Regions from separate parts of the Homo sapiens genome. Here all the other regions are linked to region 1. Evidence: chromatin loops called from intact Hi-C (ENCODE). Cell type or tissue: heart right ventricle. All regions are shown on one strand.

Region 1 (4,000 bases):
AGGAATCTGTGGGGTTTTTTAAAACTGCAGTGAGAGACAAAGAGCTGCTTCTCTTTGTCAACCAGGCTTCCCCCCTCCAGACATTTGCTTCTGCTTAGAGATATTATGAGCCGGAAAATTCACAAGGCCAAATCAGAGACAGGGGAAATTCCTCTGAGGGTTGGTGAATGGAATATAAATCCTGCTCTGATGTGGAAAACTAAGTTGCTGCTCAGTCATTATTCCTGTCAGCATTCCAGGGCCAGTCCTTGTCATTAAAGCTGCACTTTCATCCTGTCCACACACTCAAGGCCACACAAAAATAAGGGACTGCCCAACACTAAACTTCTTTTATTTTTTGAGGGAAGGGGGCACTCCTCTTTAGGGAAACAATATGTTTAAGTCAAGCAAAGAAGTTAAAAGTATGAAAACCATCTATGTGCATTTTCCTTTTCTCCATCTCCCCCCATCCACTCTTTCAACCTTCAGCGCTAATTTCTTGTTACCAACCTTGCACTAATACAATGCGACATTCTCAGGCCTGGAATTTGGTCTTTCAAAGCTGGTTCTGCTCCAAGTCCTCTGTGACCTTTCATTACTTTCTTCCACACCCCCTTATCTGAGCTGTCCATGTCTAAATGGAACCTACAGTTCCCAGAGAGAAGACAGAGAGAAAGAGAGACAGAAATAAAGAAGAGAGGGAGAAATAAAGGGAGGGAGGGAGTGACATAGAAGAGTCAAGGAGAAAGAGAGAGGGAGAGAGAGAAAAAGAAAGAGACAGAGAGGGAAGGAGAGAGAGAAAGAGTCAAAGAGAGAGGCAGAGAGAAGAAAGAAGGGAAGAAGAGAGGAAGAGAGAGAGGCAGATGGAGAGAGAGGGAGAGGAAGACACTGAGAAAGAGTCAAAAGCAGATAGCGGTGTGGGGAGAGAGAGAGAGAGAGAGAGAGAGAGAGAGAGAGAGAGAGAGAGAGAGAACCGAGAGGACCAGGCTGACTTGAGTGTCTCCTGCTGTGATCCAGCTCTGGAGGCCACACAGCATCGCTTCTACTGCATTCCACCCCACCCCATCTAAGGCAGTCACCAAGATTCAAGAGACAGAGAGTGGGAGAGTGAAACAAAGAGAGAGAGAGGGGGAGAGAGATAGAGAGAGAGAGAGAGAGAGAAAGAGGAAGAAGAAAGAAGAAGAAGAGGAAGAAGAAGAAGGAAGAAGAAGGAAGAAAGAAGAAAGAAGAAGAAAGGGAGGGAGAGAGGCAGAAAGAGACAGAGACAGAGCAGCGAGGCAGAATGAGAGACAGAGAGAGAGACACAGAGAGACAAAGTGAGAGAGTGAGAGAAAGACAGAGACAGAGAGAAAGAGACAGAAAGCAGAAAAGCAAAGGAGAGAAAGAGTGACAGAGAGAGAGAGTGAGAGAGAGAAAGAGAGAGAGGACATACACTGGCAAATCCCAGTTTCCTGTGGGAGAGGGGAAAGCAGAGCCGGTGTGTCTGGAATTACTCTTCTTCCCCAATCTATAATCCTTTTTCATGTTTTGATTAGAAACACTGTTGAGATGGAGCACCTATGAGAGGTCGTTCTCCTGGCATGGTCACAGCCTCATCTGGGCAGCTCTTGGCTCTTGGGCTCCTGCCCCGGGGCGGATCTTCATGAAGCACTCACGCTGTTGCCAGGAGGGGTCTGTCCAGCTGCATCATGCACCTGAGGACCCTTGTGCTTGCGGGGTGTGCATTCTCACTGCTAGTCCCGAGGGAGCAGAGAGCCCCACCGGCCCTGCTTCATTCTCCTTGTCCTGGCCATGCAAATGCGCTTCTCAGGAGGACCAGGAGCTGCCGAGGAAGGGGAGTCTGATCGGTGCAGTGATCAGGGACTCCAGGCTCACACAGTTTTCCCTGGAGAGCCCGAGAGGCAGGGAGTCTCTTACATTCCAGAAGAGAAAGAGGGACCATTCAGGATGGCAGGTTCAAGGATGAAGAGTTTTCTGTTTCTCAAAGCTTTTGGGGGATGACAGTTATGATTTTCATTCTTTAACATACGTTCAAACGTGGGCAACATGGATAAATATGCATTGCCACTATCACTTCATGAGTGACTTGAGAACTTTGGAATTAGGCAGAAGTTATGGCCCCCAAAACTGCTATTTTCTTTCTAATTAGACAATACAAGTACTTGAGGAATTAATTTGCTGTTTGCTTTCAGCGCTGACACATGAACAGTGAAAGGGGTCAAATTGTGCTGCGGCCATCTCCCCATCTCCTCCCCTCGCCTGACCTTGACCCGCCTGTGACCTTGGCTCTGTTGGCACCGTGCTAAGCCAATTACACTCACTCGGTGGCTCAGCCACATACCACAGTATCAGGCAGTCACAGCAAAGGAGTGGCTTTAGAATATGTGAAGGATCACCCCTGTAAATATGATTATCTTTCCTGGGCAGGAGAAACTGGAAGTTCATGTGTTACTGATGGCCACCTGGCGTCTCTGCACATAAGTGCAGGGCCATTATTGAGGATGGGAGAAGTTGTCACTATGACTAAGAGACTGTGGCTCTCCAAAGAGTGTCTGCCGAAAGGACCAGTCTCCTTGGAGAGTGTAATGTGTCATGGCACTATTCACTTTTGGGGGAAAAGAGCTTTACTTTTTAGAGTAAACTTGTGTTGAAAAGAACCAAAGCAAACACTGAAACCTATTCACAGACTGAAATCTTGTTTGCCTCAGGGAAATACTGTGCAAAATATTCTACAATCTTGAAAGTGCCCTGAAAATGAGTACTCCCTGTTTCAAGTCCTCAAATACCAATGACTCCAGAGAAGGCTGTGTTCTCCAATTTCACCTAAAAAGTAACAGATCTCCTAATGTTTTAAAGTTTGTGGGTTAAGCAGGAGCCTGAAACATTTTTTAAAAATCAACTTTATTGGCTGGGCGCGGTGGCTCATGCCTGTAATCCCAGCACTTTGGGAGGCTGAGGTGGGCTGATCATGAGGTCAGGAGTTCGAGACCAGCCTGGCCAACATAGTGAAACCCCATCTCTACTAAAAATACAAAAATTAGTCGGGTGTGGTGGTGCACGCCTGTAGTCCCAGCTACTCGGGAGGCTGAGGCAGGAGAATCATTTGAACCTGGGAGGCAGAGGTTGCAGTGAGCTGAGATTGTGCCACTGCACCCCAGCCTGGGCGACAGAGCAAGACTCAGTCTCCTAAAAACAAAAAAAAAAAAAAAAAAAAGAAAATCAGCTTTATTGAGGGATGTAGAATTCACATATGACACCCTGCCCTTTTTTTTTCTTTGTACCTCTTTGTAGTCCCTCCCTCCCTCTGCTTCTGGGCCCAAGCAACCCCTGATTTGCTTTTGGTCACTAAAAATCTCTTTCCTAGAGTTTTATATAAATGAAAGCATGTAATATGTGACCTTTTGTGCCTGACTACTTTCACTCAGCATAGTGATTTTGAGATTCATCTGTATTTTTGCATATCAGTAATCATTCCCTTTTATGTTGAGTATTACTCATCATATGGAAGTTCCACTTTCATTTTGTTTATTCGTTTATCTGCTGGTGGACATTTGACTGGTCCCCAGTTTTAGGATATTATGAATAATGCCACCATGAACATTCATGTATACCTCTCAGTGTGGACATTTTTCATGGATAAATACTTAATAACATAACATCTGGGTTATATATTTGTTTATATTTAACTATATGTTTAAACAAACTGCCAGTTTCCAAAGTGGTTGCACCATTCCATTTGACTCACATCTCTGCCAATACTTGGTATGAGCAATCTTTCTCCTTTCTTCATCCCGGTGGGCATGGAATGGTGTCTCATTGTGATTTTGATTTGCATTTCTCTGGTGACTGACAATCTCAAGCATCTTTTCGTGAGCTTATTGGCCATCACATGTCTGCTTTTAAGGATCTGTTCAAATCTATTGCCTATTTTTTTTTAAAAAATAGGTTATTTGTCTTCTTATTTCCCCAGAGATTTCAGGCAGTTGCTTCTTGTATCTTGTACAAAGACTATAAACACTAT
Region 2 (4,000 bases), 92 kb before region 1:
TACCACTCTACCTGCCTCAGCTACAAAGGACCACCACTCCTATAACTTCAGATCTCCAGGGAGGGGGTTGGAGGAGGCTTTTTAAAAACCTTCACCTCATTTATTTACTTGAAGTACACAAAACAGTAGAGAGAACAATACAATCAAGTGCGTTTTACCTAGCAAACTGCCAGCTTTACCAAATAGAAATGCAGGACATTCAGTTAAGTTTGAATTTCAGGTAAAAAATGGATGACTTTTTAATAAAAATATAACGTCACGTGGGACAATACTTATACCGAAACATCACTGTTTTCCTGGCCATCCAATTTTCACCCTCACTCTGCTCTCTCCCCAGTCCTGGCTTATTTTGAAGCCAATCTCAAAATTCCTAGCATTTCATCTTAAACATGTCAGAATACCACCCTAAAATGTAAGACAATTTTTTTTTAAGAAACACAAACACAGTACCATTATTGCACCTGAAAAACACAACAATAATTCCTTAATACCTAGTCAATGTCTAGTTATCTGGATAAAATAAAATGGTATTTTATAGGTTGTTTGTTGAATCAAAATCCAAATAAGGCTCTTTCATTGTTAATCTATAGTTCTTCTCTCTGCCTGTCTCTGCATACACTTGTTGAGACAACAGGTCATTTATCCTCTCAGGATAGAGTAGCTCTCAGGGTGAATCATGCTTTCTTTTATCAGTTTTGCATCCAGGTGTTGTCATTATCATGTTCCTCTGTCCCACATATTTCCTGTTAGTTCGTAGTTAGATCCAATTAGATAGATCTAGTTAGATCTAGAGGCTTCATCTCCTTCAGGTTTCAATTTTTATTAAGAATATAACCTGGGGGGTGTGTCCATTTAGCAAGAGATACAGAATGGTTGTCTCTTTTTTAGAGATATTAGCAACTGTTGATAATCAATATCTACAGTCATAGTTCTTTAGGTGATCCTGATACATAGTGAGAATAAAAACCATTGCACTTTTCCACATTGCTCAGAGCAGGGCGGCTATGCCTATTGCTTTTTTTTTTTTTTTTTAATTTACTTTTTTAAATGAGCAGTTTCTGTGCTAAGAGGAACTATCTCTGGTCCACAGCCTCACAGGGTTCCCAGAATGAAGTATCCACCCTCCATCGTTCCTGAGCCTGGCCTTCCTCCTGGAGTACTGGCAATAACAGACTCCCTTACTCCTTGCAGCACTGTCCAGATGGTTGATAGCCAGATGTTGAGTGGATTTCTTTTTGAATGGATTTCTCTTTGAATGGATTTCTCTTCAAATGACAGGGGAGTCCTGCTAGTTCAGCATTCTGTTGTATTCAGATGCTCAGTTGACACCTCCCGTCATAGTGTGTGGTAAACTCTTATGAGCCCTCCCTAGCTGTTGAGTGATAACTATATAACCTATGGCCTGAAGTTGGGTTGGCCCAAGGACAAAACTGCTGGATGAGTCACAGTGAGGCCTTATCTTAAATGTGTCCCAAAAAAGAGAAGAAATGAGGACAGGCGGAAACTGTGTGAGTGGGAGGGAGACAGGGCACAGCTGAGGGGCAAAGGCGGCAGGCAGTAATAAGCAACAGAAGAGGGATGAAAGAAGACAGTTATCCAGAAGACTTTTTGGCCTATTTTCTTATGTGTGGGTAAAACACAGCAAGTGGGGCTTGCAAAACAATATTGCCACTGAAAACAGGACGCTGTCTCCATGTGTATGCACAAGGAACCAGATTGCATGTTCTATCTGCCAGCAGGAGGCCCCCTCCACAGGCTCCTGCTGTCTCTGCATTGTTCGGTGAGTCCTTGGAGTAAGCTGCCTGGGAAACAGGAGGCTTCGGCAGACCAGAGCTGGATGGCTGCTGATCAAAGAGGACTTGTGAAGCTACATCTTGTGTGTTATCCTCACTGTGAAGGTCATAGCAGGCTGCACCCAGCATTAGACTGCCCAGGACAATAGAGGAGACTTTATAAAACGTGTGGGTGGGCCAGGTGTGGTGGCTCACGCCTGTAATCCCAGCACTTTGGGAGGCTGAGGTGGGTGGATCACGAGTTCAGGAGTTCAAAACCAGCCTGGCCAAGATGATGAAACCTGGTCTCTACTAAAAATACAGAAAATTAGCCAGGCGTGGTGGCAGGGACCTGTAATCCCAGCTACTCAGGAGGGTGAGGCAGAGAATTGCTTGAACCCAGGAGGCGGAGGTTGCAGTGGGCCAAGTTTGCTCCATTGCACTCCAGCCTGGGCAACAAGAGTGAAACTCCTTCTCAAAACAAAAAAACAAAAAACAAAAAAGTGTGTGGGTGAAGGAGCAGTGCGGCAAGGGGCAGCTGCTGGAAATGAAGAATGGGGAAGGGAAGAGTGGAGGGGAAGACCCCAACCACTGGCTGAGCAAGTCCAGCTTCCTTCTGCTGTGTGGTCTGCAAGATGCACTCTCCTTTTTAAATCCCAACAAAACGCCCATCCCTTTCTAGCATGGTCCGACTGGCTCATTCTTGTTTGGAGGATGAGACCCAGGCTGCGACTGGATTTACAGTGGGCCTGGGGGCAGGAAGAGGCTAGCCCTGTTTTCACAAATGGACAAGAGCGTAAAGAGGCATGAATGGCCACCAACAGTGAACAATGTTTCTGTGCGGATGGTTTCCATCAAAAGGTAGCTTCATTGGGGAATGCCTGCACAGAGGTACCTAATTAGGGATTCCGAGTACTTTTGTGTTTTCATGTCTTTCAAATTAGACTCAGAGAACAAACCGATGACTCTGAACACAATTGACTGCTTTGCTGACACAACAAATAATGGCTTGAATAGTGAAAATTCCAAACCAGGTCTGTGGCCAACCTTTTTGTAACAAAAAGATGACTCAAGTTTGGAAATAGTCACAGCGTCAGTTGTCTGATTGATGGCTGAAGAATGGGAGACAGCAAGGGGTGCTTCACATGCTATTTTCCTCTTTACTTTTCCCTAATTCTTTTATTTTTCTCTCCCAAATAGGAGATTTGCTGGGCTTGATATTTTTACAAAAGAAGAAAATGGAGGAGGAGGGAGAGGTTTAAAGGGGCCACTGTCATTTCACACCCCCATCCTGACCTGCAGCCCTATTTGTCTCCTCTAAGCCTCTTTTCTCACGTCAGTAGGAGGCTGTTTCTCTTCTCTATAAGGGGCTTTTCCTGTTATAACTAAAAGCGAAGGTCCCACGTTCACCACATTCTCCAGTGAGCTGCCAGTGACCAGGGTCTACTGTGCGGCTCCTGGAGGAGGCAGGACTGGCCTGTTGTCATAGACCCCGACTGCTCCCCAGGAAAAAGAGGTAGTGTGGGAGGGGAGTCACTGGTGTGTGTAGTTAGCAGTGGTGGGGAGAGACTTCCTCCCATGGGGGAGTAAAGGGGGATTCGGTTTTAATCTCCTCTTCCTCAATCAGTTGGTGAGAGAGGGATTCCCTCCACTTGGTTAGGCAGATGGACGAATACAGCACACCCAGTGCTGGGCTGGTCAGATGAACAGCATGTAGAATCAAGCCCAGGGGAGGAGGATACCACAGGCCATGTGGGGCCACATGGGGGCTGCACTTGGGAACAGCATGAATAGCCAGGGGCTGTGGAAGGCAAGCTCTGTAGTAACAAGAGAGGGAGCTGCCTCTTGGTTCCAGGGTGAAGTTGTGATTGGTTTTTGTAATAATTCTTCAGGCTGGCAGAGAACCAAAACCTGCTATTCAGGGATAGGCAGGTCACCTGCCATTTGATGAGAAGGTTGTTTGCCAGGAGGTAAGCTGGACACCTCACTGCTGACTTGGAGACTTGTGGTGGTGAGTCCTCAGGCCCTGCCAGAGCTACCATCCTGGGAGGATGCAGACAGGGATCCTTGGGGAGCCTGAGTGCTGTCTCTGCACAGCTCTGCGCTGCTCTCAGAAAGTGCAGAAGAGACCTCAGTGGTTCCTGTCACCTTACATGAAGGGACACAGAAGTCAGCAGAGCACTGTAGGCCAAGGGACTGCCCAGTGGCCAGAGCAAGTCACAGCCCAA
Region 3 (4,000 bases), 130 kb after region 1:
GCCAACACATAAGCCTTTCTGCCAGCACTTGGCATTCCAGCTGACCTCGACCCAAGGCCTCTGTGACTTCAGGAGGCGGCAGCTGGGAAGGGTCAGGGCAGTTCCAGGCAGAGCACAGACGTCAGCTCAGACATCCTACCCCCCGCCAACCCCCCGCCCCCGGGGTTTCCAGAGCAACCAACACCACCAAGCTCCAGGACACTGGAAAAAAAATCTTTGCAAAGAAGCAAGGGGCCATCTCAGAAAATCCAGGTCCCCCAAATTGATGTAGGGAGAGGAGGGCTTTGACAGCATTCAGCACTCCAGAGGGTCACGAGGATACAGAAACCATTTGGAGCCACCTCTGCTTCTCAGCCCCACCCAGGCAAGCCCTGGATCTTCAAGGGACTGATTTGTACCTGGGAATAAACTCATGCATGGATGAGATTCAGAGTCAATCACACCCTAAAATGCAGAGCCCATAGTATTGGTGAGTTGTTCATGTGTCTCTGAAGCAAATTTAGGGCTGTGGTTCAAACATCGTAAAAGTTAAAAAAAATTCACTGGATACACACAGTAGGCTCTTTTAAATTAGCCTCATTTGAACTTAATTACATATTTAAATACTCAAATAATAAATGATGGCTGGGTGCGGTGTCTCATGCCTGTAATCCCAGCACTTTGGGAGGCTGAGGCAGGCTGATCACTTGAGGTCAGGAGTTCGAGCCCAGCCTGGCCAACATGGTGAAACCCCGTCTCTACTAAAAATACAAAAATTAGCCATGCATGGTGGCGGGTGCCTGTAATCCCAGCTACTTGGGAGGCTGAGGCAGCAGAAGCACTTGAACCCAGGAGGCAGTGGTTGCAATGAGCCGAGATCGCACCACTGCATTCCAGCCTGGGTGACAGAGCAACACTGTGTCTCAAAAGAAAATTTTTTTTAATAAAAATAAAAAATAAAATAAAATAAGTGAGTCCACTGAAAGCGGTTTCTACCTTGATAGTTGGGTGTGTGGCGTCATCAACATCACAGAAGGCTGATCGATATTACCAGGTGTGGTTGAGTGCAAGTGTTTGAGGTCTCGTGGGGGAAGAGTTTGGAATTCAGAATCCATTGAGGCCTTCACTCACCACTTTCCCTCTCTCGCTGTGTTCCCAAATGTGCCACTTTTCTGTTGGCTCACATGCACCCATGCTCTATTTGATATTCAGGGCTCTGAATTTCAAGCCAGACTCAGTCAGTGTGATTGTCACTGCTTTCCTGTCCTTCCTTTATCATCTGTAGACTTGGGTCCCGTTTTTGCAGGTTGATGTTCTGTCTTCGCTGGGCTCTGGACTCACTGCTCACGAGTGCGGTGTCTGCATGGGCACTGCCCAGACATGCACTGTTGGTCCCTCGATGGCTGCATGGTCAGGCCTCAGGGCTCTCTGCCAGGCCGACCTACAGCCCATACAGACCTGATTTCTGGGCCTGGATCCAGGGGATGCCATCTGGGAAGTGCGGGATCTTCCCACGATGTCACTGTAAAACTCACCAGGGAGGTTTTAGAAATTGAACCGGCATCATTCAGATTCCATCCTGCTTTTTGGTCCTGAGAAAATCCTGCTTTTCCCTGAGTAACTGGGATAATGGGTCACCAGCTCCCATGCCCTAGATGAGGACTAGTTAGCATTTTCTAGTGCCTGGAGATTTCCAGATGGAAGCTGTACTTGGGTCTGTGTATCTTTGTTACAGGATTCAATAATTCATGCACTGAATTTCCCTTCCCGGCAACTCCAGACACCAAATCGCTTCCCATGGTGTCCCCCAATCACTTAGGAATTTAGCCTGTGTCTAAAGACCCTCTCTGCAGCCTGACGTGGCTAGCCATCCCAGTACTTCCACGTTTTTCATGCCTTTCTCCAACAGCGTTGCCGTGGCCCCTTAGGCGGCGATCGTTTTATCAATGGTCGCTCCCTCTTTTTATCTGTTGGCAGGAGCCCTTTTTCAACGCCCTCGCTGGAGTCTGGCCTGCACGCCTTGCTGAATGAAGCCGGAACCTCAGCCCCGCTTCCCTTTGAAATGAATGTTCCTGGGGCGCCCTCTCGTGGATTTTGGAGCTAATCGTCTGTGAATGCCAAGTGATGGCAACTGCCCTCCCGCCGCGTCTCCAGCCGGTGCGGGGGAACGAGACCCTGCGGGAGCATTACCAGTACGTGGGGAAGTTGGCGGGCAGGCTGAAGGAGGCCTCCGAGGGCAGCACGCTCACCACCGTGCTCTTCTTGGTCATCTGCAGCTTCATCGTCTTGGAGAACCTGATGGTTTTGATTGCCATCTGGAAAAACAATAAATTTCACAACCGCATGTACTTTTTCATTGGCAACCTGGCTCTCTGCGACCTGCTGGCCGGCATCGCTTACAAGGTCAACATTCTGATGTCTGGCAAGAAGACGTTCAGCCTGTCTCCCACGGTCTGGTTCCTCAGGGAGGGCAGTATGTTCGTGGCCCTTGGGGCGTCCACCTGCAGCTTACTGGCCATCGCCATCGAGCGGCACTTGACAATGATCAAAATGAGGCCTTACGACGCCAACAAGAGGCACCGCGTCTTCCTCCTGATCGGGATGTGCTGGCTCATTGCCTTCACGCTGGGCGCCCTGCCCATTCTGGGCTGGAACTGCCTGCACAATCTCCCTGACTGCTCTACCATCCTGCCCCTCTACTCCAAGAAGTACATTGCCTTCTGCATCAGCATCTTCACGGCCATCCTGGTGACCATCGTGATCCTCTACGCACGCATCTACTTCCTGGTGAAGTCCAGCAGCCGTAAGGTGGCCAACCACAACAACTCGGAGCGGTCCATGGCACTGCTGCGGACCGTGGTGATTGTGGTGAGCGTGTTCATCGCCTGCTGGTCCCCACTCTTCATCCTCTTCCTCATTGATGTGGCCTGCAGGGTGCAGGCGTGCCCCATCCTCTTCAAGGCTCAGTGGTTCATCGTGTTGGCTGTGCTCAACTCCGCCATGAACCCGGTCATCTACACGCTGGCCAGCAAGGAGATGCGGCGGGCCTTCTTCCGTCTGGTCTGCAACTGCCTGGTCAGGGGACGGGGGGCCCGCGCCTCACCCATCCAGCCTGCGCTCGACCCAAGCAGAAGTAAATCAAGCAGCAGCAACAATAGCAGCCACTCTCCGAAGGTCAAGGAAGACCTGCCCCACACAGCCCCCTCATCCTGCATCATGGACAAGAACGCAGCACTTCAGAATGGGATCTTCTGCAACTGATCGTCTCCATGCGCCCTGCTCTGCGGCTGTGTTCTTATTTATTGCATGCGTCGCTTCCACAGGGGCCCCTCAAGAGCTGTGACTCGGGAGAGCTACCTTACTTTGACCAACAGCCTGCCCAGTGTGGATGTCTCTTACAGAGGGGGCCCAAGGAATCACCACCCCGCTTCAGTGTAAACAACGTGCCTTGTCCACTTTGGGCTCCAGAGTCTTTCAGATGTACTAAGCTGCTGACATCATCCACTGCCTTCTGCTGCATCCTAGACACCCTCCCTGTTGTTCACAGAGAGGGAAGGTCGTGGGCCACACAATGCTGTGTGACCCTCTCCGTGTGCCTCTGAATGGTGTTTTGATGATTTTACACTACATTTCCTGTGCGTAGAATGGATGCTTGTATATTCGTACATCTCTATGTTACACAGAATTTGTGTTGCAGGTGTTTGCCATGTGGTACCTACATAGAATCTCCATACAACACACAGGTAACAGGTTATACAAGTGGATTCAGACTGAACCCCCAGTACAAGGACATTGTTTTGAACTAGGTGGACATGCCATCCCTGGTCTCCTTAGACTGACATGATTCTCATGTTAACCAAGTTTTAAAAGTTCAAATTCCCCAAAAAGGCTTGTCCAAGGCTGGCCCCAGATGTGTGGGTCTGACCCACACCAGCCCTGTGTCCTGTCCTTTCAGTCATTTGTCCCTGCGTAATTTTAATCGTATTCCAAAGCCCAATTATGTGATGGTTTTCAGGTTTCT
Region 4 (4,000 bases), 64 kb before region 1:
ATTCATGTAGTATCTGTAGGAAGCAAATTATTTTCTTTACTTGGAAAGAATTCAAAAGACATGAGAGGGCAAGCAGTTGGTGGCAAGCACATGGCCAGTGAGAGACACAGGTGCTCCTCCTGCTGTAGACCAGCGTGGTGTTGCCTCGTGCTGAGCTAGCTGCCTTGCTAGAGGCCCAGGTTGCCTCTGGACTGCTCATGGGCAAACCATCCTTGCCAAACTCCCTGAGGTCAGCTCCTCCCAGCCTTGGGGGTCTGTACTGTGGCAGAAGCCCCTTGTGGTTCATCCCTCAGCCATGCTTGTGGCACCACAGCCACCCTCTATAGCTGCTCCAATGAACACAGCTCCACAAGGCAGCTTTTCTCACCTCTCCAGCCCAGGGTGGGTTGTGTTAACCATGTCTTCTATTTTCTATATTTCCTAATGCTTTTGTAACCATGAGACCAGCTTAAACCCACTAACAATTGCCTAAGCTGTTATACATGGCACAGAGCCAAAATTGCAAGACATGTATCCTGGGCAAGACATGTATCCTTCAGCCTCCTAATTGGTAACAGGACCAGCATGGCAGTCTGGCTGCACTGGCATCATCTGGGACTAGTTAGAAATGCCATAAAAGCTTGACCCACTCCCAGATAGGCCTAGATGGCTTGAGGTAGAGAATGCTACAATTTTAAAACATCATTTTGCGTCAGAGCACGGGAAACAGATTGGAGAATTGCCACCTATCTCCTTGCCAGTAGACTCACAATGGCATTGTCTTTTGCCTTTCTCAAAAGCCGGTGCCATAATATTGGCTCCTGTGTTCACTGGATTACGAGACCATTGCTCAGTGACACTTTGACAACTAGGGCCTTGCTGGCCCTGTATGGACTGCCCCTCCCAGGGTTCATCAATTTGTAAAAGTAGTAAACAACTCATACAAGAGATGCTTCTCAAATACAAACCAACCAATCCAGCGCCCACACCCCATCACCTTCCTTACTGGATTCTCACACTCTGGGCCACTGTGCCCCAGGGGCACCCCTTATGCCCCAGAGCCTGTTGAAGTTAGGATTGTTGCATTCCAATCCTAAGCTTGCTTACCCTACATCACTTATTCCTTCCCCTACATCACTTATTCCTTCCCACAGAAACCGCAATAAAGGCTCTTGGCCATGTTTTCCTCCAGTTCCCTCTGCTCCCTGACCAGCCCTAGTGCTTCCCCACACACCCCGGCATGAGGCAGGGTGTCCCCTCCTCTTGGAGTCTGAGTGACTGAATTATCTTTTCAATGGCACCCCTCTCCCTCCCCGCTCTCCTGCTCTGTTGGCCTTACTATACCTCCAGTTTTCTATCAACCCACTATATTTTGAAATCTGGGCCCAGTGACAACGGTCCTCACTCAGAAGGTTCCAGTCATACTTTCTAGGAGAAGCTCAAAGTTACACACCTTGCATTTCACAAGTGCCAGTTCATTGTTTTAAGCCTCAAATTTCTCAACAGAGCAGGAAACCATTGTTGTTGTTGTTCTTTCTGTGCCTCCACAACCCGAGATAAACATCAGCCTAGAGTTTGGACAGGGAGTTGTTTATTATTCTTGGAAAAATAAGGAGAGAGGAGGCAAGTCTTGCATCAGTGTGCTCGCCCCTAGAGAGCTGTTATCATGACACAAACCCCAGGAGGAGGCCATCTTGTGAACAGTGATAGCTTCTAGCTCCTTCCACTGTGCACCGGATGGGTCTCTTCAGACATGGAAGTGAGACAGGCAGCTGTGCCCAGACTGTGGGGCTCATCAGCTTGGAAACTTCTGCCCTTAGGAACATAAACCTCCGGCCCTAAGTGGTTCAGAACTTACTGCCACTCAATCCCCCTGGCATGGGGCTTTTAATTTATTTGCAACAGTTTGGAAAAACATGATTTAAATGGATAAAGTTCAAATATGAGCCAGCCAGTCTTGTCATCTTCATCACTGTACATTATTTACGTCAACAACAATCGTGAACTTGTATGAACTGTCAGGAACAGAACCCAAATGAAGTTTCCCCTCATCTATCATGTTTATTTTTCTTTGTTAGTACAGCCAGCACGTTTTGCATTTTTATTATCCAGTCTGCAACAACGCCAACATTCAGCATGGCAGACTTCCACAATACGTTAGGGGAGCTGATGACTTAGGAACAACATCAAAAGGCAATGAAGCAAATGAAGATGAATTGGTGCTCATTTGCTTGCTTGCTGCTGTGCTATGAAGTAGGAGAGGAAGGGCAGGTTTTATGTATGTTGAAAAATAATTTTGTGTCATTTCAATTAACTAGAGCATGCTGCTGGAATAATAAGCTTGAAATGGGAATTTTTCCACTCCTGGCTTCTGCAAGGACAGACATGGGCCAGTTCTGTGGGGATGGTAAGCCCCTACAACCCCTCTACTCAACCCCTCGGTAAAAATTCAGAGTGCTAATGATGATGTCCTACAAAACTACAAATGAAAACCATATGACATCCCATGGTCCACCGTTTTTATGATCTATGAAAGGGAATCTCATTGCAAGAGGCATCTGAGGGCCACTTTCCGTGTTTGTGGGTAATGTGTCCACGTGGAGACAGGCTGTGGATACCTCCCCAGTGTGGGTCTCCCAACAAAGCAAGGGGAAGACAGTTTGCTCTTAAACATCTCCCCACACTCCTTTTATGGATTCACTCCCCTTAGCCTCTCCCATATGCTTCTGGACTGCCTCATGTCAAGAAACGGCTGGTTGTCTACCCAGCTCCCATTATGCCTTTATTCTTTAAGAGGAGTCTGATTTTATTCTTGGAGTTAGCGTTCCCAGGTATGAAATGAAACTTTCCATCCTCCATTACAGCCAGGGGTGGGCAGCAGACCCAGTTCTAGCCCATAAACCCAGTCAGAAGAGCTTCCAGCAGATGTCTCTGTTTCACCCCTTCCCCTTCCTCCTTGTTTTTTTCTTTCTTAACCTGACCTCCACTATCCTTAGACATGGCCTCCACCCTCAGGCTTTCTCTCCTTAGACATGGCCTCTGACCTCAGGCTCCCTTCCTCCTTAGAAGTTCCTTCTACCCTCAGGCTCCCTCCTCCTTATACGTGGCCTTTGCCCTCAGGCTTTCTCTCCTTAGATGTTGCCTCTGCCCTCAAGCTCCTTCCTCCTTAAATGTGGCTTCTGCCCTCGGGCTCCCTCCTCCTTAGATGTGGCCTCTACTTGGAAAGTTTAGGGACTGTGTTCATCCTTCCAGCCCCTGCCCAGTTCCTGGGTCTCTAACATGCTTGTTAAATGAAAAAATCAGTGGTTGTGGAATGCCCTTCAAATTTAGCTGGATGGATCTGTTGCAATGTTGTGTGGTATTTGCTTAGATACCCTAAAAATGCCTGAATCTTGCTCTGGCCCAGTGACTCCTTGTTTCTCTGAGGAGACGGTAGAACATGGAATCAACATTTCCAGCTGAATGGTGAGGTGAGCTGAAAAACTGCCCCGTCAACCCATAGAACCAGGAGAAACAACAGCATTGCTGTATACGGCCACTAAATTTTGGACAAGTTTGTTATGCAGACACAGACAACTGATACATGATCCTTTCTCCTTAATTCCTTATTCCCCCACTAATGAGGCAACTTGAGCATGTTTCTTACACCCTAATAGAGTGGATAAGAGATCAAAGACTTGAACAAGATCTATGCATTGCCTTGAAACAATACCTGCAGCAATGATTTCAGAGCAAAGATGCAGCCTTTGTGCCCCCCTGCAATGGATACAGTGACAGCGGCCTCAGGCCAAGCGCGAAGACGCTGGTGCTGCTTCCAGCCTGGCTCCCCTGGGCCAGTCTGCTTTGCCACACAAGCAGACTAAGTTGGCACGGTGTTTTCTTTTTCTTTATTTTATTTATTTATTTATTTATTTTGAGATGGAGTTTCACTCTTATTGCCCAGGCTGGAGTACAATGGCTCTATCTCAGATCACCACAACCTCCGCCCCCGCCTGCCCCCACCCCACGTTCAAGCGATTCT
Region 5 (4,000 bases), 76 kb after region 1:
AATTGCTGAGACAAAGGGCTTACATGTTAGGAAAGTTTTTTCAAGTTTGTTTATAGTAAAAATTCCCTGGGTGTATCACAGATGAGAAGGCAAAGATGCATTCACAGCTCCCAAACTCACTGCTCCTGCAGGAGTTTTTGCACATGTTCTCAGGAGGGGCTTTGAAAACACATCATATAAAGATTCAATGACGGTTGGGCTCAGAGATTTGGGGATTTTCAACAAATCATAAAAGTCTTACTTGGTTTCAAACAAAATGAGCACCTAATTTAGGCATGAGTCAGCAGAATTAAGTGAAGGAGGTAGGAGACAGTGGGGATGGTGGGGGAATAGTTTCTCCTGGTCCCGAAATCATTATAAGTAGACAGTCACTAACCCTGTCCCATGGGGCAGGAATCCAAACAGGGCAAGATGAGCAAAGAGGGCTGTGGGGCTATTGCCATAAGATGTGTGCTCATGTGTGCCCATGTGTGTGCCTGGATGTGTGTGTGTGCATGCATGTGCATGTATGTATGTGTCTCTGTGTGTATGAGTATGTGTGCATGTGTGCAGACATGTGCATGTGTGTGCACATGTATGTGCATGGGTATGTGTGCAGGCATGTGTGTATGTGTGCACGCATGTGCATGGGTATGTGTGCATGTGTGTGCCTGGGTATGTGTGCAGGTGTGCAGACATGTGCATGTATGTGTGTCTCTGTGTGCATGAGTATGTGTGCATGTGTGAAGACCTGTACCTGTGGGTATGTGTGTGTTTGTGCATGTGTTTGCGTGTGTGTGTCCATGTGCATGCACGTGTGTGCATGCATATCCATATGTGTCCCTGTGTGCATGTGTCTGTGTCTGTGCGCACAGTGTGGGGGAGGGGCAGGGTGTCACTTGCTGCATCTCTTCCTATCAAAACTCACCTTCCATTTGGCTAATAGATTCTTCTATCTACTTTTTCAGCATTAAATTTTTAAAAAACTTTTGTTATATTTTGGGGTGGAGGGGACAGGATCTCACTCTGTCACCCAAATGCAGTGGCACAATAATGGCCCACTGCATCATCAAACTCCTATGCTCAAGCAATTCTGGCCCCTCAGCCTCCCAAGTAGCTGGGACGACAGGCGCGTGCCACCATGCCCTGCTATTTTTTTAAATTTTTGGTAGAGATGGGTTCTCACTATGTTGCCTACGCCTTACCTTGCCTCAAGTGATCCTCCCGCCTCAGCCCCCCAAAGTGCTGGGATTACATACGTGAGCCACCACACATGACATCTTTCAACATTTTTAAGTTACTTTTTAAGTTACTTCTTAAGTTACTTCTTAAGTTACTTCTCCTTTGTAATGGGAGAGAGGTGTTAGTTGATTTCCTCTGACTTTGGCTAATGCCTGCCAGTCTCGATTCATCAGAAATAATGATGAGAAGATTCGAATGCTCTCAAAGCCATTCCTACAGAGCCAGCCTCCTCTCTCAGGCTGTGATATTGTCTCTTATGGGTGAAGGTTTGGGTGCGGGAAAATTGAATTAGATGAAGAATATTAGCATCTCCATAAAATGAAATTTGCCAGAGAAGAATTCTTGAGTTTATGGAAAGGAAAACAGGGGAAGTTATAATGGGGTGCTGACACAATGTTGGTGCTGTTCTGAGTGTGTGTGTTCTGCAGTGGAGCCACATGCAGAACGCTGAAAGTCCCGATGGCCTGACAGCCGGGAGACATCCCTTCTGGAAACGTGCCAACTCCTCAACCAAGATGGAGCATCACTTCCTGAGAGGCTTTTGTTTCAGTCTCCCCCATGCTGGCAGGTTATTGTTCAGCATCTGGAATCTGACCCTGGAGACAGAGGCGCCGTTTATTTTCAGACTCAGCTAATCACCAAGGCCCACACCCGCCTGATGGGGAAAGTGCAAAGGTGGGAGAGACTGTTCCCAGAATAGAAGCGTTTGCTGCTAGTCCTTCCAGAAACGTTGCCAAGTACAGAGCTGAATGCAGACTGGATTTCTTCAACAGCTTCACCTACACTCCACAAATCTCTTGTCACTTCTTTCCCCAGTGCTCATATAAATACACCATGTATTTTATAATGTGTATATGAATTCCCCAAGAGAAATCTAGTTCAAACTTTCATATTGCAAACATGCCTGGCCAACACTTTGGCACTCTGTGCACCCGAGTGTGTCCATGTTAAAATGCCTACTATTAAGGGATTACTTTGCCCCCTTTCAATTTTATAGATATGCAAACTTGAGTGTGAAGTGGCATGTCCAAATTAGTGCCAGCTCATTAGGCCAATAAAAGCTGGGAATCAATCTCATTACTGTTTTTGCCCAGTTCTGAAGAAGCTTCCAGCCACCAACCTGGTGACTCAACTAGCAACTGAGAATCTTCATGCATCATCCACACCCAGTGGGGCTGTTTACACACTCCTGCCTCCACCACAAGGCCCTGCAGTCACACCTTCATCACACTCCAGCCAAACACCCAAACGAAGAGGGTCACAGATCTCTTTGAAACTTTGATGAAAGCAACCAAAAGCAAAGGCATTTGCTCACAGAAGCATTTGGCATACTTGCCCTAGAATGGCCAGTGGCATCTTCTCAGCCAAGCTTAGCAGCTGGAGCTGCCCCTTCCTCCCCAACCAGAGCCGCTCCATGACCTGACTCTGCTCAAGAGATGTGCCCTGTTCCCAGAGAGGCTCAGGCTTTCCAGCAAAGTCCGCAGGGCTGCCTGCAGCCCCTGCTTAGGGTTGGGCTGGCCCCCTCCTCCACTCACTACTTCATGCACAGCTATAATCCCCTGGGCCATGAGAGCTTGTTCACACATCTTCATTGTTCATGTCTTTCACAATAGCATAGTTGTGAAACAGTCCTGTATAAACACATCACAGACAAAGGCAAACAAGACAAAAACAGTTTCAAAAACTTTCACTTAAATGTGCTCACTGTCATAAGTTTAAAATTATTGAAAACATCATGAATTTAAAAGCCCAGGAAAACGAAGACTCGTCTATTATTTTGCCTGCAAGAAGCACACACCAGTGAGATCGTCCAGTGTGAGTCAGAGTATTTAAGGAGTAGCTCTTCAAACACTTCGATTTTTATCCCCATTGTTTTTAAGAATGGAGAGAAATGGATTGCGGTAAAAAGACGTCACTGTCCACTAAAAGTCAAAATACTGCATTTAAACTCTTCACGGCAGGCACGGATTACTTAGAATACTTTTTGTGAGGTAAACACCATGGCAGAAAATTAATGAGTCATACTAGCTAGGGATAACAAACATGGCTTGATTAGCTGCAGATAGTGAGAATTTCATTCCTCATGCATTAAGGGCTAGTTTCCTAGAGAGGAGGATCAAACAGAAACCAGTAAAAGTCCTTGGGTTGTGAGTTACAGACCTGGCCTCTGGGAGATGGGCTCTGGGCAGATGCAGAATGGCTTTTGACCTGCTTTGTGTTACATAGAAAAATGTGTGTTTGGAGGATGGTCAAATCAAGACCTCAGTTTAATGATTTCACCTCATGGGCACTGTTGTGTGGTCATTGCCTCATGCTGTGATCCATGCATTGTGTGTGTGTGCATGTGTGTGTATCTGTGCATGTGCACATGTGATTGTGAATGCATGTGCAGACATGTGTGTACATGTGCATGTCCTTGAGCAGATACATGCATCCAACGCAGTTTAACAATGTCTCCCACCTAACACTTCTCCAGATAGCTGCACAGTTGTGTTGCTCCCATGGTGTCACTGATGTGATGGTTAACTTTATGTGGTGGCTTGGCTAGACTATGGTGCCCACATGTTTGGTCAAACACCTGCTGTATTTTTAAGAGTTGATTAACATTTCAACCAGTAGATTTTGAGTGAAGCAGGTTCCTTTCTGTAATGTGGGTGGATCTCATGCAGTCAGTTGAAGGCCTTAGGGGAAAACCGACCTCTCCCTAGGAGGAGGGAATTCTGCCCCCAGACTGCCTTTGCCTTTGGACTCCAGCTGAAGCATCAAGTCTTCCACTCTT

The links. Hi-C counts contacts between places; a loop is a spot of excess contacts. Peaks named below come from ENCODE experiments on the same cell type or tissue, not always from the same donor. Only the 100,000 strongest peaks of a DNase experiment are listed, where the experiment ranks them.
Region 2: a loop joins it to region 1, with 2.2 times the contacts of the local background. A loop is called at or near these places in 13 of 110 quality-filtered maps.
Region 3: it touches region 1 in a loop (10-fold over the local background); 16 of 110 quality-filtered maps call a loop at or near these places.
Region 4: a loop joins it to region 1, with 3.0 times the contacts of the local background. A loop is called at or near these places in 11 of 110 quality-filtered maps.
Region 5: it touches region 1 in a loop (2.4-fold over the local background); 6 of 110 quality-filtered maps call a loop at or near these places.

The regions. Positions count from the first base shown.
Region 1 is chr9:88,872,177-88,876,176 of GRCh38, forward strand. All of the region lies in intron 1 of LOC124902205 (a long non-coding RNA gene), which reads left to right. Among named protein-coding and RNA genes, the nearest start is that of S1PR3, 120 kb to the right of the region's middle. In heart right ventricle, a CTCF peak has its summit at 2,423; no DNase peak of the experiment used is centred here; H3K27ac peaks cover 1,519 bases.
Region 2 is chr9:88,780,535-88,784,534 of GRCh38, forward strand. No RefSeq gene overlaps it. Among named protein-coding and RNA genes, the nearest start is that of MIR4289, 37 kb to the left of the region's middle. In heart right ventricle, a CTCF peak has its summit at 1,724 (motif pointing right); DNase peaks (open chromatin) are centred at 1,170, 1,437 and 1,757; H3K27ac peaks cover 1,826 bases.
Region 3 is chr9:88,999,098-89,003,097 of GRCh38, forward strand. S1PR3 (sphingosine-1-phosphate receptor 3) reads left to right here. Exons shown (of 2, transcript NM_005226.4): 2 at 1,957-4,000. The coding sequence starts at 2,104. The coding sequence ends at 3,240. Among named protein-coding and RNA genes, the nearest start is that of S1PR3, 9.6 kb to the left of the region's middle. RefSeq lists an enhancer at 1-450. In heart right ventricle, a CTCF peak has its summit at 2,069 (motif pointing left); DNase peaks (open chromatin) are centred at 14, 1,334, 2,044 and 2,624; H3K27ac peaks cover 1,337 bases.
Region 4 is chr9:88,807,937-88,811,936 of GRCh38, forward strand. No RefSeq gene overlaps it. Among named protein-coding and RNA genes, the nearest start is that of MIR4289, 64 kb to the left of the region's middle. In heart right ventricle, no CTCF peak of the experiment used is centred here; a DNase peak (open chromatin) is centred at 1,695.
Region 5 is chr9:88,947,773-88,951,772 of GRCh38, forward strand. No RefSeq gene overlaps it. Among named protein-coding and RNA genes, the nearest start is that of S1PR3, 42 kb to the right of the region's middle. In heart right ventricle, no CTCF peak of the experiment used is centred here; a DNase peak (open chromatin) is centred at 1,849; H3K27ac peaks cover 1,796 bases.